Regions from separate parts of the Homo sapiens genome. Here region 1 is linked to region 2. The links are chromatin contacts, found by Hi-C or POLR2A ChIA-PET in ENCODE. All regions are on one chromosome and are shown on one strand. Each heading gives the region's core, a stretch centred on a gene start or an enhancer-like site at or near the end of the contact. The rest is flanking DNA. Distances are from core to core; before and after follow the strand shown.

The links. Hi-C counts contacts between places; a loop is a spot of excess contacts on that map. ChIA-PET counts read pairs that join two places held with the same protein, here RNA polymerase II (POLR2A). Pooled maps may share reads with other maps.
Region 1: a pooled map shows a loop between it and region 2 (2.4-fold over the local background). The contact joins the enhancer-like site here to the promoter of RPL26L1 in region 2. A Hi-C loop is called at or near these places in 3 of 168 maps with a recorded cell type or tissue (B cell, mammary epithelial cell and naive thymus-derived CD4-positive, alpha-beta T cell), 3 of 37 single-sample maps with no recorded cell type and 13 of 50 pooled maps. POLR2A ChIA-PET finds 5 or more read pairs at or near these places in 6 of 52 experiments (BJ, H1, HepG2 and 3 more).

What each region holds. Positions count from the first base shown.
Region 1 is chr5:172,791,967-172,797,078 of GRCh38, reverse strand. No RefSeq gene overlaps it. Among named protein-coding and RNA genes, the nearest start is that of DUSP1, 23 kb to the right of the region's middle. Within about 2 kb of position 1,483, at least 25 of the 41 ENCODE cell types and tissues checked have a DNase peak (open chromatin) inside an H3K27ac peak, as active enhancers do.
Region 2 is chr5:172,956,875-172,962,070 of GRCh38, reverse strand. It overlaps RPL26L1 (ribosomal protein L26 like 1), which reads right to left and starts at 2,647. Exons shown (of 4, transcript NM_016093.4): 1 at 2,603-2,647; 2 at 2,030-2,206. The coding sequence starts at 2,197. RPL26L1-AS1 (RPL26L1 antisense RNA 1) reads left to right here and starts at 2,703. Exons shown (of 4, transcript NR_026682.1): 1 at 2,703-2,781; 2 at 3,814-3,932; 3 at 4,769-4,917.

The sequences.
Region 1 (5,112 bases), core at 234-2,733, 160 kb after region 2:
ACAAAAAACTCAACCTCCCAAAGGCCCCTGAGAAAGGAAACCAAGCAGCAGTGGGAGACCTGGAGGCTGGCTCATCTCTCGTGGGGCATGAAGAGGGCGGGCCTTGGCCACCAAGGGGCCACAGAAGAACTGGATGAGGTGGAAGAGGTCTAGGAAGGATAATAAAAATGAGAGGCCAGTTGGAGGTGGCACATGGAGACAAAGAGGTCCCCTTATCCTTCAATTTCATGCTTTTCTCCTCAAATTCTGTCTTGTCTGCCATCCATATTGCTAGCCCTGCTTTCTTTGTGTTTGTGTTTTCCTGATACTCCTGTGCCCAGCCTTTCACATGTAACCACGAAGGGATACTTTGTCTCTGGTAGGGCTTCTGTTACCAGCATCTCATTGGCTTTTTGGTTTTAGGGCCCAAATCACAAGCTTCACCTTTTGATAGGAGTGGTCTCTCGGGGAAGCAGAGAGCCCAGTGGTTAAACCTGGCCTCTTGGAGCCAAGCTGCCTGGGCTGGACGGTCACCTGACAATCTGCTGACATCTATGGGGCCTCTCCTGTTTCCACCCTAAGGACAAGGGAGAGCATCCCCCCTTGGCAGGCCACGTGACAAGAACATTCCATTGGCATGCAAGGGACCCCCACATTTGGGGTGAGCGATTGGCCCTTTTTAACTCAAGAGCATCTTGACTGCTGGATTTGGCCAGAAGGGCAGGGATCCCTGCCCTGCTTCTTCTCGCGTGCAAGGATGAGACTCTGACATGCTGATGAAGTAATAGTAGTAATAGTACTAGCAGCAAACACTTACTTGGAGTTCACTGTGGGCCCAGCACTGTGCCAAGGCCTTCCCCATTTCATCTCGTTTGCATTTCTCTATATCGGGATTAAGAGCATGCGCTCTGAAGACAGACAGCCTAGGTGTGAATTTCAGCCATGCCACTTACTGGTTCGGGCAAGTTACTTTACTTCTCTGGGCCTCAGTTTCCTCACCTATAAAATGGGGTGAATAATAACACCTGATAATAGATCCTTTACACACAGTAAATGGCATATAAATATTACTATTCTATTTCAAAAAATCTAATATCAGCTTCCTCTTTCCTCGGCTTGTGAAAGGTAAATATTTAAAAGAGAAAGCTGATAGAGGGAACGGTTCATTTTTCAGAGCTTCAGGCAAAAGGGAAGGGACTTTTGCAAGAAGGAAGACATCAGAGTGGATCATTGTGGCCTGCATTTCCAAATGGGGAAAGAGAGGCTCAGAGAGGGTGAGTTAGTTGACCGAAATCACACAGCCAACAAGCAGTCGAGAAGGATTTGAACTCAGGCCTATCTGATGTCATAGCTCATGTCCTTGATTCCGACGCTATATAGCCAGTCCTGGTGGTCATGGAAAGATCAGGCTCCTGGCCCCACATTGAAAATGGAAATATGAGTCACCAGCCATCCCTAGGGGAAGCTAGGGAGTGAAAAGAGCTCAACTATGGGGCAGAATGTTCCGCCAGATGCTGGGGAGTGGCTGCCAGCACCACTCAGTCTCCTTCACGCCAAGGAAAGGGAGGAGGAGACAGCATGGAGGAACAGGGGTCGCAATCCATCGGAGCGCAGCCTGGAATGGGGCCACGACTTGGTGGGTGACGTCAGGCTCACACATCTGGCCTCTGGAATGCTGAAGCCTTGGAGGATGGGCCCAAGTTTCTGCTTCTCCATGCAGCAGGTTCCTCCTCTGAAATAACCCAGGCTGCTTTGTCGAGAAAAATCTCTGACTTTCTAGGCTCTCCTAGACAAACACAGATGATGATGTGTGAAATGTGCCTTCAGTGCCTGCTGATGAAGAGTAGGTCTCTGTAGAGAAAACATCAAAAGAAGAAAGGTTCGGGGTCAGCCAGCTCTGGGATGGATTCCTGGCTGTGTGAGCCAGGCCAGTGCTTTGGTTTTCTTTTCTTTTCTTTTTTTTCTTTTCTTCTTTTCTTTTTTCTTTCCTTTTCTTTCTTTCTTTTTTTTTTTTTTTTTTTTTGAGGGGGTAGTTTTGCTCTTTTTGCCCAGGCTGGAGTGCAATGGTGCAGTCTCAGCTCACTGCAACCTCCACCTCTTGGGTTCAAGCGATTCTCCTGCCTTGGCCTCCCAAGTAGCTGGGATTACAGGTGCCTACCACCATGCCCTGCTAATTTTGTATTTTTAGTAGAGACAGGGTTTCACCATGTTGGCCAGGCTGGTCTCGAACTCCTGACCTCAGGTGATAAGCCCACCTTGGCCTTCCAAAGTGCTGGGATTACAGGGGTGAGTCACTGCGCCCAGCCACCTTTGTTTTCTTGTCTGTGGAATGAGGCTCCTCTTCCTCTTATGCAGGGTCTGGAGAAGAGATGGCATGTAGAACACCTGGCACCAGCTGGATGTCCTGTCAATGCTTGCTGACTCCCTGTCTGAATCCATGGGCAAATGAGTGGGTGTGTTGTATGGCGTCCCAAAGCACTAGTGTGCCTAGGTAGGGGGCTACCACCTTGCTGACCGGCCTTGTTCGAGGCATCGTGCCTGACCTTCCTCTTCTGGGTCCAGTTACCACTTTGCTCCAAGGAGAACAAGGTCTTTTCTGGCCTTTTGAATGAGGAGAAGCTCAACCTTTTTGCTCCTGTTCATGACCATTGATGGGGCCTCACCTAAGATTTGATGCTTGCAGTGGTTCTACCCGGGAAAGTTCGGGACTGGCCGGTGTGACTTAATGAGATCAGTGATTCATTTTGGTCCCAAAAGGAACAAAAGCCCAGGTCTTCCCAAGGCCCCTCTGCTCTAGCTGGCCTGGTCCCTCCGTCAGGGAATGAGTCACCATCTTTCTCATGGGTGCTCCTATTTTCACTTTGCCTGGGCCTCCAGAAAGCAAACAGCAGCTTCCTCTTTTCTTTGCTCTTAGGGGTAAAAGGCAAGTATAATAGAGGCCTGAAAAGAGCAAGTAAGTCGGCCTTCCGTGGCGGCTGCTGGAAGGAAAAGGCTTCTCCGTGAGGGACCTTTGAACCAGAGCTGCGTCTCTCATGCGACCTTTTCCTCTGCCTGGCTGGAGGCAGGGCCTGCAGGCTGAAGTCCAAAATCCTTACCCAAAAGTGGAAAAACAACCCACCCTCTCCAGTCTGCTGGAATTTTAAAAAGCGTCCTTGATAATATTATTTGCCTGGGGCACCACCGAATGATTCCCTGCTTGGATAAACCATTCGACCTCAATTTCCTCATCTGCAAAATGAAGCTCCTCATCCCGAGCCAGGAAATTGTCACAGGCCACAAAGAAGATAACGTGGGTGCATCACGGAGCAGGTGGCCCAGGTGGGAAGAAGCCCCTGCTTGAGCTTCAGGGAGGAAGGAGCAGTGGAGACGGTGTGACCTTCCATGGTCTGTGCCTTTCTTCCCTAGAGCTCAAGTTTATCTGGAGGTCAGACCTCTGGCCAAAGGCTAGACCCTTAGTTACCTGGAGTCCACTGTAGGCCCAGAGTAACTGAACAGGAATTCTGAGGAGGAACTGGGAGTCACAAAGCCCAGGTCACATTTCTTTGAAGCCTCAGCTGAGACCATTGGCATCAAAGAAGATAGAGAGTAGAGGCAGAATGTCCTCAGAGGCCACCATCTCAAACAGTGGGATGAGGGCTGAGTCACTTCCCCTCTCTGGGCAGCGGGTTTTGGTTTTTCTTTAATCAATGAATGGGAGATGAAAATTCCTCCTTCACAGAGCAGTGGGATTTGGGCATGGTTTGGTGATTACGTCCAAATTGGCAGAATGAGGGCATCTCATCATGTGGAACCTGCTTTGCTCATCCTTATGGTTGGGATGATCATAATTCCTCCCCAGAAGGGATCTGTGATGATTGAATGAGACGCTCCTGCCACGCGCTTATGGCTGGTGGATCCGAGCATGCAGTAACTGATAGCTACCATGATACAAACCACCAAGTTTAGTCTCTGGCATAAAACAGGTGTTCAATAAATGCTCGCTACTGTTGAGGACAACGATGCTACTAACAGAAGACGCAAAAATAGAATAACGGAGTCTGTGCCATCAAAGAGGCAGTGGAGATCACAATCTTATTTTAGATCATCTGCTACCTTACCACGAGAATGTGGAGGCCCCAAGGGGAGAGATGCCCAGCCTGAGGCTGCCACAAACCACAGGCAGAGCCAGGATAGAAGCCCTGCTCCACTGCCCAGGGCTCTTGGCTGACCCCACTTCACCCAGCACTCTGGGGCCATTTAGAGTAAGGACGCTCATGGGCCTCAGTGCCCCCACCCCCAGGAATTGCTGGGTGACAGCCCAGGGCAGGAATGAAGGGGCTTCAGACGGACTGGAGTCATCTGGAAAGATCCAGAGGGAATTAGCAGTAGCAGCAGAGGCCAGATGCAATGGCTTATGCCTGTAATCCCAGCACTTTGGGAGCCCAAGATGGGAGGATTGCTTGAGGCCAGGATCATCCTGGGCAACATAGTGAGAACCTGTCTGTGCAAAAGACCAAAAAAAAACCAAAAAAATTAGCCAGGCATGGTGGTGCACACCTGTAGTCCCAGCTACTTGGGAGGCTGAGACAGGAGGATTGCTTGAGCCGAGAAGTTTAAGGATGGAGTGAGCTAGGATTGCCACTGCACTCCAGCCTTGGTGACAAGAGCAAGGCCCTGTCTAATAAATAAATAAATAAAAATGTAAAAACCAGCAGCAGCAGGGAAGAGCTGACACCGTTTAGAAAGCTCTGCTCCAGTGAGTCACGGTGACAGCTCCTCTTTGGAAGCAGTGCAGCTCTCTGGGACCCCACATGCATATACAGGCATGTGCATGGCTTGGAGACAACGATGGTGGAGGGCAACAATGGCCACCATTGGGTGAGTGCTGACTGTACTCCGGGCCATGCCAAGTGCATATATCTCACTAATCCTCATGGCAACCCTAAGGGGTCAGCACTCCAGGACCCAGCAAACTGAAGCACAGAGAGGCTAAGGCACTTTCCCAAGGCCCCACAGTTGGTCCCTGGTAGAGCTGGGATTTAAACCTGGACAGTGTGGCCCAAAGCCTGTGACCCTCCACATCAGCCTGCTACCCTAATAAATCTGCTACCCTAATAAATCACGCCTGTGTCACCCTCCTCACCGATTCACATG
Region 2 (5,196 bases), core at 1,398-3,897:
GATTACAAGAGGGGGTTAAGGAGCGTTGTTAAAGATAACAAAGGTTTAGGGGCATATGCAGCTGGGGAGATATAAATGGCACTTACTGGAGATGTGGAAGATGGGAGTAGAGTTGGATTCTGGAGGCAGTGAGAGTGTTAGGATCAAGAGTACTCTTAAGAAGCTTGAAATGTCAATGGGCTACCTAAATAGAGATGTTCAGTAGGTAGTCAGATCTATAGGTCTGTGTTATAGGTAGTCAGATATACAGGTTGTCTAAAGTGGTCTGGACTGGGATATAAAAGAGGGAGTTGTTAGCACACAGCAGACATTTAAAGCTCTAAGAACGGATTATTACCTATTCTTTACCTACGTAGAGAACACAGAGCAGAAAGAGATGCTAGATGTGTCCACTGGATTCAGTCACGAAGGGATTATTAGTGATCTACGTCAAAGTAGGTTCTATAATGTAGTGGGGACAGGGAATAGACTGAAGAGAATCCAAGAGTGAATGGGAGATGAGGAAGTGTAGACAGCTCTCTTGAGGAGGTTGGTTATGAATAGAGAACAAAGTGTAGTAGCTGGAAGGAAATGTGGGCTAGGGAAGTGAATCCAAATTTTCCAGCTCTCTTTGAAAATCCAAGAATCTAACAATGGGCCTGCATTTCCCCCAGGCATCAATGGGCTAAAGGTAGATGATTATATCTTATATGTGAGGCTTGAGCTTTCCAGTTTGCCATTTTCTATCCCTACCTATCCCCTATAAGTATTTGCAATTCCCCCATTCTAGAACATGTCTGATGGGAAGGATCCAGGAGAGAGGGGGTTGAAACTGCTGATCATACCTCTGAACTACTCTTTCCACTCTTCCTGTCACACTTCCGGCTTAACTCCACATTTTTTCCTCCTTAACATATCCCCAAACCTTCAAAGAGTCCCAGTGTCTCAGATGATACACCAAGCCTCATCACCTTATGTCATTTCATTCTCTAAGACAATAGCTCTTAACTGAGTGAGGGAAGAGTTGATTTTGCCCCCCAGGGAGCATTTGGCAATATCTGGAAATATTTTTGCTTGTCACAACTGTGAAGGGAGGGAGTGCCACTGGCATCTAGTGGGGAGAGGCCAGGGACGCTGCTAAACATTCTACAATGCACAGGACAGCCCCCACCCCCCACCCCCCACAACAATTATCCAGTCCAACATATCAATAGAGCTGAGGCTAGGAAACCCTGCTCTAAAACGTGATCTCCATGAGAACAAGGGCCTCGTCAATCTTGTCCTAGAACAATCTCTGGTAAGTGCTCCATAAATATTCCTTTGAGGAATGAATCTAGCCCCTGCTTATTTCACTCATATCCAACTCCCTTCCCTCCTCTCATGCATTCTAAGCTCCAATCACAGAGAACAGAGGGCTTGTACGTTCTCACATGGGCCAGTCTTTTAGAAATTATGAAAGAGTGACTCGCTGCATCTTTACCAGTTCTCCTGCCAAATCCAATGCTATCACATGGCCAGCTCCCACAAATCTCTGTCCATCAATCCCACTACACCCAAATACACTAAAACACTACTCTCACTGCAGCACCTTCCCCTACAGTCTGGTTCAACAAGCCACCCTGGGCAACAACACTTGGCAAACTAGCAGCCAGAAGGTTAAATCAAAAGTATTTTTGGTGGGGCACGGTGGCTCACACTTGTAATCCCAGTGCTTTGGGAGGCTGAGGTGGGAGGATCACTTGAGGCCAGGAGTTCAGAGACCAGCCTGGGCAACATAGCAAGACCCTATCTCTACAAAACAAACAAAAAAGCAGGTTTTTGCTTGGTTGACATACTGTTTTATTAAATTTTACTATTACTATTAAATAATTAAATGCTCTAAAGCAACGCAGGCACTCTCTGGTGGCTCTGAACCCTATCTCTGGCCTAACACATCTGAAGGGTCACACTACTTTCCAGAGTCCTGAGGCATGTGAGTCTGTGACTGCTCCACGCATGACGTTCTTAGGCAACGGTGTCCGAGCGCCACTAGCGCCGGAGGGAGACGTACCTGGACCTCGTCGTCCTTGCGGATGGGCATGGAGCGGACATTGTACTTCTGCCGCAGCTCCTTGGAGAGCGGGGATGACATGATCTTCCTGCGCACGTGTGAGGGGGCATTGAAGTGACGTTTGCGGTTTTTACTGCGGTCCGAGGTAACGAAGGGATTGAACTTCATGGTGACCCTCTACAAAGGGCGGAGAGAGACGGAATGAAGGGGCGCTCAGTGGGTTACAGGGGCCTGTTCTCGACCCAAGACACTCCTCATCCCCCAACAAAGGCTCTACAGGGGAGGTAGCCTCTGAAAAGGCAACTGAGGGAGGACAGAGAGATGCGACTAGTCTGACTATCACATAAAGTGAGGCGTGTGTGGAGGTCGCATGCCCGTCTAAAGGGGTCGTGGGGGAGAGGGTAGCACTGGGACCTTGAGGCTGAGGAAGGAATGCTAGGGTTAGGCAGGAATGGGTGGTCGGGAGGTCACTCAAAGAGAGCTGTGGGGTGACATGTGTTCCCGCGACACATAGGGCAGGGTCTCACGGGGCGGTAGAGTTCACTGTCCGAGAAAACTCCAGCCTCCACTCACCCGGCTACTAGCTGCCTCAGACCCTGAGTGCGCAGGGCCGGAAGTGAGTTTCCGTGCCGCGCAAGCGCAGAAAGACATCGAAGCCCCATTTCCGTAGGAGCGAAGTCGAATGGCGCCCCCAGCGGCTTGGGGTGGGATCTCAGTGCCTCATTCCTGGCGGCCCCGGGAGGGCGATGCCAGTGAGTACAAGGGCCTGCTTGTGTAGGGCCTGCGGTAGAGGCTTACTGGTGTTCTTTTTTTTTTTTTTGAGACGGAGTCTCGCTCTGTCGCCCAGACTGGAGTGCAGTGGCGCGAGCTCGGCTCACTGCAAGCTCCGCCTCCCGGGTTCACGCCATTCTCCTGCCTCAGCCTCCCGAGTAGCTGGGACTACAGGCGCCCCCCACCACGCCCGGCTAATTTTTTGTATTTTTAGTAGAGACGGGGTTTCACCCTGTTAGCCAGGATGGTCTCGATTTCCTGACCTCGTGATCCGCCCGCCTCGGCCTTCCAAAGTGCTGGGATTACAGGCGTGAGCCGCCGCGCCCTCCTACCTCTACTTTTTTCTATCTCTGGGACTAAACGGCGGCCGGCGGCGTGCCTGCGGGTTTGTGGCCGCCGCCCCGCCCCTCTCTCCTAGACCCCGCCCCTCTCATCCAGTCCCCGCCCACTCCGGCCGCTCCGCGCCCACCTGTGGCCCTCTTGGCCCTTCTGCCCGTGCCTGGCCCCGCCGGGTCGCTCCCGAGCTCCGCGTTTCGTTCGCCGACCCCTGGAAGACTGCCTGGAGGCCCGGGCGCCACCCAACCACTGGCTAGGCCGACACTTTGCGCGGACCCTGGGTGTAAAAGGTCCCCGGGTCTCTGGTCCCGACGGAGCTGTGAGGGAGATCAACCACGCCCCCTCCGTGGGCACCGTGGCGGCAGGGAAGGAAAAGGGCTCTGGGTCTCGACTCTCTTCGGGTTAAGAACCGACGGGGTTTATTCTATGCAAGGTGTTATTAACTCCAACTCTCCCTTTCGTTCATTCATTCCATATATGTTGAACGACAACTTAGTGCCAAATGCCGGCATGCTGAAACTCAGAGAGGGAAGATGTCTTGCAAGTACAGCAGCCACACCCAGGCAGGTCCCGTGCTCTCTCTTAGTTTATCAGTGTTCCCTGACATGTAGTGGTGACATTGTTAAACACCTGCGTTTACTAATACTAGATTTTTTTTTTTTTTTTTTTTGAGATAGAGTTTCGCTCTTGTTCCCTGGGCTGCAGTGCAGTGGCACCATCTCGGCTCACCGCAACCTCCGCCTCCCAAGTTCAAGCGATTCTCCTGCCTCAGCCTCCCCAGTATCTGGGATTACAGGTATGCGCCACCACGCCCGGCTAATTTTGTATTTTTAGTAGAGACGGGGTTTCTCCATGTTGGTCAGGCTGGTCTTGAACTCCCGACCTCAGGTGATTCTCCCGCCTCGGCCTCCCAAAGTACTGGGATTACAGGCGTGAGCCACTGCGCCTGGCCTACTAATACTAGGTTTTATTCCGGGCCCTTCACAGTTAATGTTGGAGGCCTCTGGAGGATGGCCACACCTGGGCTATTTGCAGAAGCCTGGACAGCACAGCAGGCAGAGTTAAAGCAGTTAAGGCAGTATCAGCTGAAGGGCCACCCAGCTGTGCGTGTGCCCAGGCTCCAAGAATAAGGAGGTTGGGGGGCAGTCCTAAGAAAGGAAGTCATTACCTATCGGCAACCCAGGAGCAGACGCTGGCATAACGGCGCACACACAGTAAAGGTCAGAGGTTCTTCTTAGAATAGTCCTTAGGTGTTAGTCAAACCCATGCCCTGCCCCAAGGAGTTCATTCATTCATTCACTCATTCATTCACTCACTCACTCACTGGTTCTGTTTATTCACTCATTTCTCTATCACATATCCATTTATTGTCATTCACCCACTTATTTACTCATACATTCATTCATTTGCTCATCAATTTATTTGGTACCTACATGGAGCCAGGTACAGGTCTTGATTAAAGAGATCTGGGGAGGAGTGCTCCCAAGAAGTTCAGAGCCTCACTGGTGAAGGAAAGCCATGTAAAGACAGATCTTGAGAACCCAAGATCATCAAGGAGTATCCATGATCAAGCAGAGCAGGGAAGGCTTTTTGCTTTGTTTTGTTTTGTTTTTAACATGCTGTGTGGTTCAGTAAAATTAAAACAGGCACAATGATATCCTGGATGACAAGAGCTGGAGGCTGTCATTCTAACAATGTAGTGAGACTGGCTGTCTTGTCTCATGCCCACCCCTGGAAACATGCGCAGGAACTCAAAGCACCTAGCACAGAGGAAGTGTCTGGTGAGTCTTTTTATTTCTCGAGGCAGTGGCTGCATGGGGAAGTGCTTGAGCCCTGGCACCCAAATCGCTTGGGTTTGGATCTCTGCCACTGCCTGGTTCTTTGGCTTTGGAGAAGATATTCAGCCTCTTGGTCACTCAGTTTATTCCCATCTGAAAAATGGGAATAATGATAGTACTTACCTCATTGGTTTGGTGTCAGGATTTTTTTTTTTTTTCGAGATAGAGTCTCGCTCTGTCGCCCAGGCTGGAGTGCAGTGGTGCAGTTTTGGCTCACTGCAA